2 separate regions of the Homo sapiens genome follow, and region 2 is linked to region 1. A link is a contact called in ENCODE Hi-C or POLR2A ChIA-PET data. All regions are on one chromosome and are shown on one strand. The core of a region is the stretch at or near the end of the contact, and the rest is flanking DNA. Distances in the headings are between cores, read along the strand shown.

Region 1 (3,529 bases), core at 757-3,256:
GGGAGACAGCTGGAAAGACAGGCAGAGGCCAGGACTAAGTGAAGGTGCGAACCAGGTGACCTGATACATGAGTTCTGTGGGAGCAGAATTCCAAACTGTCCCCAATCCTTCCCCCAATAATTGCCAGGACTGTGAAAGAATGGGATACCACTCTTGTGATTAGGTTGTATTACAGACACAGCTGAATTTAAGAAAGAGATGATCCTCTGTGGGTCTAGCCTAATCAGACGCCCACTTATTTTAAAAGTTTGTTTTGAGGGTTCATTCAGATAACATACAAACCCCAGGCCTGACAGGCTCTCTCTCTTAAGGGAAGCTACTGTTACAATCACCTTAGTATTGGGTACTGGAGGGAGACATGGAGATGAGTAAAAATGACAGGTAACTGGCGGGGCAAGGTGGCTTACGGCTTGTAATCCCAGCACTTTGGGAGGCCGAGGCGAGCGCATCACCTGAGGTCAGGAGTCCCAGACCAGCCTGACCAAAACGGTGAAACCCGGTCTCTATTAAAAATACAAAATTAGCTGGGTGTGGTGGTGCATGCCTGTAATCTCAGCTACTTGGGAGGCTGAGGCAGGAGAACCACTTGAACCTGGGAGGCGGAGGTGCAGTGAGCTGAGATCGCACCATTGCACTCCACCCTGGGCAACAAGAGTGAAACTCCTTCAAAAAAAAAAAAAAAAAAAAAAAAAAAAAGCAGAAAGCAGCTAACAGCTGGTTACTGAGTGCTTACTTTCTGCCAAGCACCATTCTGAAGATACCACACAGATGAACTGACTTCCTGTGCCACAACCCTAGCCAGCAGGTCATGCCACTGCAGCCCAGCCTAGGTGACAGAGCAAGACTCTGTCAAAAAAAAAAAAAAAAAAAAGAAAGAGCCTAAGAGGAGTGTGAGGGAAAAGTCCAACTCCATTATTTAAGAGATGAGGACATGGAGAGATCAATGACTTAGGAAGAAAAGGGACAAAGGACTGTGGTCAAGAGCTCCTGATTCAGGACATCTGGTCACATCCCAGTTCCATACCACTTCATGGTTCACCTGTTGGTCTTCCTGTCAAATGGGAATACCAGTGCTACGGAACTGACCTGCTCGTGAGGAGTAAAGCCCAGGGAGCTGTGCCTGGCGCACGGCAGGCCATAAAACTGGCCCCGGTTAGGGAATCCATGAGCAGCAGCCGCAGAACACTCAACCCCAAGGTCAGGACGGATCCTCCTGCAGACCCCGGGCTGAGGACCAGAGGGAAGGAGACAACCGTGATGGCCGCCATCAGCTGCTACGGGATACCCCGTGGCTCCAGTGCCTTCTTCACTTAACCATCTGCTGCTCACTGCTCAGGGCTGCTGTGATGATTATTTGCCCTCTTTTGAAAGAAAAGTAAGGTTCAGAAAAGTTAAGAGTCTTACTCCCAGACCACACATCATGCAGAGGCAGCCCCCGGCTCAACCTCAGGTCTTCCTGTGCCAAACCCCTCCCTCTTCTCACCACCCAGCCTCCCTTCAGAGGGAGGGTGGAGGGAGAAGGGAGGAGGGGGAGGAAACGCAGAAAAACGCCCGTGACACCACACTAAGAAAAGCAAGCACGTTAAAGGGGGCAGCTCCGAGAAGCGGACAGACACACGTGGAGACTCAGGAGGGGGCGGGCCCCGTCTGGGCTGCCCGGACGCGGCGCCGGGGCAGTTCCTACGGCCTCCAGCTCTCCCGCAGGGCCGGCGCGGCTCCCACGGCCGACCCGTAACCCCGGGGGGCGCAGGGAGTCGGCCGAGGCTGCACGGCCGCGACGTCGGGCCGCTAAGCCCGGTCTGACCCGCTCACCTCCTCCTTCCGCGAGCGCTTAGACACCTTCTTCTCCATCTTGGCGGCCGTCTTCTCCGCGCCGCGGCCCTTCTTCTCCTTCTTGCCCTTCTTGCCCATCTTGCCGGGTCCCAAGCCGCGACGGGACACCAGGAAAGAAAACGGCCCGCGCTCTCCGCTCGGAAACAGGTGCTCGTGGGGCGGAGCTCGGCGCACAGAAATGGAGTCACTTCCGGCCCCGAGTTCGAGCCGCTTCCGGGTAGAGGTGCGGCTGGGCCCTTTACGAGGTTCGGTCTTGGAGCTCCGTCTTCGGCAGCGGGCTCGGGGGCCTCGGACTCTGCATAAGGCCCCGGAAAAGATGACCGGCCCCGGGCTGGGCGCGGTGGCTCATGCCTGTAACCCTGGAGCTTTGGGAGGCCTTGGCGGGCGGATCGCTTGAGTCCAGGAGTTCGAGATCAGCCTGGGCAACAAAGCGAGACACCACCCCCCACCCCCAGTCGCTACAGAAGAAAAAAAAAAAAATTAACCGGGCGTGGTGTCTCGCGCCCAGTGGTCCTAGCTCCTCGGGAAGGTGAGGCGGGAAGATCGCTTGAGTCAAGGAGTTCCAGGCAGCAATGCGCCCCTGCACCCCAACCTGGGCGACAGAGCGAGATCCTGTTTCAAAAAACAAAAAAGATGGCAGCCCCGGCCTGACATACCCCGGCCATGCTCGCCAATTCTCACGCCCTGTGCCCCCACCTAGCCTGTCCCCGTGTCCTAGGAGACGTGCCCTCTGAGTTTTATTTTTTATTTCTATTTTTTTGAGGCAGGGTCTTGCTCTGTCGCCCAGGCTGGAGTGCGGTAGCGCGATCTCGGCTCGCTGTAACCTCCGCCTCTGGAGTAGCTGGGACCACAGGAGCCCACCACGCCCGGCTCATTTTCTCTTGAGTTTTCCGGGGTGCACGTGCCCCCCGTTAAGGCACATTGCTTCGCCCTGGGTAGAACTAAGTGGGCGACTCTTGGGCTAGCCCCATTTTTTCCCCTCAGACCAAACAAATGAGTGCTTTTTTCCCAGAAAAAAAATTTCACACAGTTATAAGATTTTGCAGATCCTGAGTAAGACAGTCCCTGCCGGGCGCGGTGGCTCACGCCTGTAATCCCAGCACTTTGGGAGGCCGAGGTGAGTGGATCACGAGGTCAGGAGTTCGAGACCAGCCTAGCCAACATGGTGAAACCCCCGTCTCTACTAAAACTACAAAAATTAGCCAGGCGTGGTGGTGGGCACCTGTAATCCCAGCTACTTGGGAGGCTGAGGCAGGAGAATTGCTTGAACCCAGGGGGCAGAGGTTGCAATGAGCTGAGATCAAGCCACTTCACTCCAGCTTGGGCAAAAGAGCAAAATTCCATCTTAAAAAAAAAAAAAAATGGGGGGGCCCTTCCACCTTCCCATTTAAAATGTGCCAGACACTGTTAGGTACTAAGGGCATGTCCTCAAATGTCCTAACATGGAGGACTTTTGTTTCTTCATAGGTAGGCTAGAGCTAATGATAGCACCCTGAAAGGGTACTCAATTTGTGGAGCCTGAGAAATAAAGATAGGTAATATCCAAATGCCTGCTAGGAAATTGTACTCTAGGATTTGCCTCAAATTACGTAAGAAATGGCAAAATCATCTGCAGTGCATGGAATGTTATGATTTGAAAGAGCAGAGTAAAAATGCTTATCACTACTTAGAAGATGTCATCTTTGGATGGGTAATC
Region 2 (3,269 bases), core at 337-2,836, 1.5 Mb after region 1:
TTCTTAATTCAGAAATGAAACATAATCCCAGTTACAACAGCACCAAAAGCTTTTTGTGGAGTTAATGCAGATTGACGCTGAAGTTCATGTGGGGGCACAGACGTCTGATGGTGCCCAAGAAACCCAGGAGACAAAACTGATGCTTCCCTGTGGACACTGCAGCATCCTCTAAAGCCGCTGTAATTAAGGTATGTGACACATGACCAGGAAGCAGACAGATGGACAAAAATGGAATATCTGGAAATAGACCTAGCAACATGGAAATTTAGTTAATAAAGTGGGTATTTCAGATCAGTGGGGCAAAAATGCAGTTTGTAATGAAAGGTGCTAGGACAACTGGTGAGCTGTCTGAACAAGATGGTTTTACATGTATAAATTACACCGTTCAGGTCGAGTGTGGCGGCTCACGCCTGTAATCCTAGCACTTTGGGAGGCCAAGGGGGGGCAGATCAGTTGAGATCAGGAGTTCGAGACCAGCCTGGCCAACATGGTGAAACCCCATCTCGGGCAGGCGCAGTGGCTCGCGCCTGTGATCCCAGCACTTTGGGAGGCCGAGGCAGGCGGATCACGAGGTCAGGAGATCGAGACCATCCTTGTTAACACAGTGAAACCCCGTCTCTACTAAAAATACAAAAAAATTAGCCGGGCGTGGTGGCGGGCGCCTGTAGTCCCAGCTACTCGGGAGGCTGAGCCAGGAGAATGGCGTGAACCCGGGAGGCGGAGCTTGCAGCGAGCCGAGATCGCGCCACTGCACTCCAGCCTGGGCAGCAGTGAGACTCCATCTCAAAAGAAAAGAAAAGAAAAGAAAAACCCCATCTGTACTAAAAATACGAAAGTTAGCCAGGCATGGTGGTGCGGGCCTGTAATCCCAGCTACTCAGGGGGCTGAGGCAGGAGAATTGGTTGAGCCCGGGAGGTGGAGCTTGCAGTGAGCCGAGATGGCGCCACTGCACTCCAGCCTGGGTGACAGAGCGAGACCCCGCCTTCCCCCCGCCCCCCAAAAAATTACACCGTTCACAGGAATAAGCTGCAAATGGATCAGGGATCTAAATGTGGACAAAACGTGCACACGTGGGTGATGTGAATGGTTTCGGGGCGATTGGGAAGAGGGCCTGGCCAGCAGGGGGCGGTAGCGCAGGCAGACCGGGTTCCGCGGTGCCTCGCCGGCTTCGGGGTGGGGGTCACCGCTCAGAAGGGGAGGAGAGCGAGGGACTTCCGGGGGGAAGGGAGGAGAGCGAGGGACTTCCGGGGGGAAGGGAGGAGAGCGAGGGACTTCCGGGGGGAAGGGAGGAGAGCGAGGGACTTCCGGGGGGAAGGGAGGAGAGCGAGGGACTTCCGGGGGGAAGGGAGGAGAGCGAGGGACTTCCGGGGGGAAGGGAGGAGAGCGAGGGACTTCCGGGGGGAAGGGAGGAGAGCGAGGGACTTCCGGGGGTAAGGGACTCGGTGAGGAACTCGGGGGATCGGAGAGGGGCTCGTGTGCTGGGCGACAGTGACACACTCAGCAGCCCGGCGGGAGCCGCGGTCGGTACCGTCTGAAGGGCAGCCGGGGCTGGGGGACCGACAGCTCTCAGGTGTCGGTTTTTCTGTGGCTAGCGGATGTTTGGCACCATTTCACAGGGCACACAGGGCAGACGGGACCTAGATGACGACAGATCTGCGTGTTTGGGCTCTGTTTGAAACAGACCTCAGCCAGAGTCTTGAAGAGCAGAACCCGGAGTGTTGAAGTCACAAGAGATCAACATCCCTACGGTGTGAAATCCTGAAAACGGCAAATCCCAAAGGACGAAACGCCCGAAAATGATGTCATCCTTTAAGTGTTTTCTTCTTTTTTCTTTTCTTTTTCTTTTCTTTTCTTTTTTTTTTTTTTTTTGAGTCAGGATCTCGCTCTGTCGCCCAGGCTGCAGTGCAGTGCCGCTATCGTGGCTCACTGCAGCCTCAGCCTCCTGGGCTCGAGTGGTCCTCCCACCAGAGCCTCCCACACTGCTGGGATTACAGGCACCAACCACCTTGCGCAGCTAGAGAGTAATTTTTAAACTTCTTTAAAAGACAGTTAGACTGGACATGGTGGCTCACGACGGGAATCCCAGCAATTTGGGAGCTCAAGCTGGGGGGATCGCTAGAGTCCAGGAGTTTGAGACCAGCCTGGGAAACAGGGAGACCGTGTCTCTACGAAAAAAAGTTTAAAAAATTAGCCGGATGTGGTGGCTCACGCCTGTGCTTCCAGGTATTCTGGAGGCTGAGGCAGGAGAATGGCGTGAACCCGGGAGGCGGAGCTTGCAGTGAGCTGAGATCGCCCCACTGCACTCCAGCCTGGGTGACAGAGCTAGACTCTGTCTCAAAAAAAAAAAAAAAAAAAATATATATATATATATATACACACACACACACGTATGTGTGTGTGTGTATATATACATATATATTTACTATATATTTATATATGTTATATATATAAATATAGATAGATGATCAGGAAAGACGTGAGAATGTCTTCAGTTGACACCTCAGGCTGAGCATCAGCACAGAGGCAGCCCACAACAACAAAAAACACAACAGTCAACAAAACCAAAACCCAGCAAACCCTGGGGAATGGGGAGAGTCTGACTTTCAGAGTTATATTATTAGATTCAAACGTCTAATTTTTTTTTTTTTGAGACGGAGTCTCGCTCTGTCGCCCAGGCTGGAGTGCAGTGGCGCGATCTCGGCTCCCTGCAAGCTCTGCCTCCCGGGTTCACGCCATTCTCCTGCCTCAGCCTCCCGAGTAGCTGGGACTACAGGCACCCGCCACCACGCCCGGCTAATTTTTTTTGTATTTTTAGAAGAGACGGGGTTTCACCGTGTTAGCCAGGATGGTCTCGATCTCCTGACCTTGTGATCTGCCCACCTTGGCCTCCCAAAGTGCTGGGATTACAGGCGTGAGCCGCTGTGCCCGGCCTCAAACGTCTAATCTTTAACAAAAGTTCCAAGCGGGCCAAGGGCACAGATGCTGCCTGCACCTGCGCAGCCACCCACCGTCGACAGGAGAGCAGAGGCACCAGGCCTGCTCCCACCACAGAGAGAAACGGGCTCCCCAGCCCAGCTCTGGGCTGGTCAGCAACCCCCACTCCCCACCCTGCCTGCTCAAAAGAAAGGGTCCTCGTGCCTCCAGCCCCCTCCACCCTCCCTCCAGGACCTTCCTGACCATGCGCTGGGCCTGTGCAGGTGTTGAGCCACACCCACGCCCTTCCAGGGGGCGGGGTCTCGAAGGGGAGAGCAGGTGCTATAGTCAACAGG

What was found. A loop is a pair of places that touch in the nucleus more often than their neighbours do. ChIA-PET counts read pairs that join two places held with the same protein, here RNA polymerase II (POLR2A). Pooled maps may share reads with other maps.
Region 2: a map of ascending aorta shows a loop between it and region 1 (5-fold over the local background). The contact joins the enhancer-like site here to the promoter of KLHDC4 in region 1. A Hi-C loop is called at or near these places in 1 of 168 maps with a recorded cell type or tissue (ascending aorta) and 1 of 50 pooled maps. POLR2A ChIA-PET finds 5 or more read pairs at or near these places in 1 of 52 experiments (RWPE1).

What each region holds. Positions count from the first base shown.
Region 1 is chr16:87,763,980-87,767,508 of GRCh38, forward strand. KLHDC4 (kelch domain containing 4) reads right to left here and starts at 2,007. Exons shown (of 12, transcript NM_017566.4): 1 at 1,813-2,007. The coding sequence starts at 1,911. LOC105371399 (a long non-coding RNA gene) reads left to right here and starts at 2,062. Exons shown (of 3, transcript XR_933871.3): 1 at 2,062-2,362. LOC102724467 (a long non-coding RNA gene) reads right to left here. Exons shown (of 4, transcript NR_120309.1): 4 at 2,352-2,445. RefSeq lists enhancers at 1,295-1,919, 1,903-1,962, 2,043-2,102.
Region 2 is chr16:89,239,850-89,243,118 of GRCh38, forward strand. No RefSeq gene overlaps it. Among named protein-coding and RNA genes, the nearest start is that of ZNF778, 24 kb to the left of the region's middle. RefSeq lists a silencer at 1,179-1,268 and an enhancer at 1,776-2,292. Within about 2 kb of position 1,587, at least 41 of the 41 ENCODE cell types and tissues checked have a DNase peak (open chromatin) inside an H3K27ac peak, as active enhancers do; they include ascending aorta, where a contact is called at or near this core.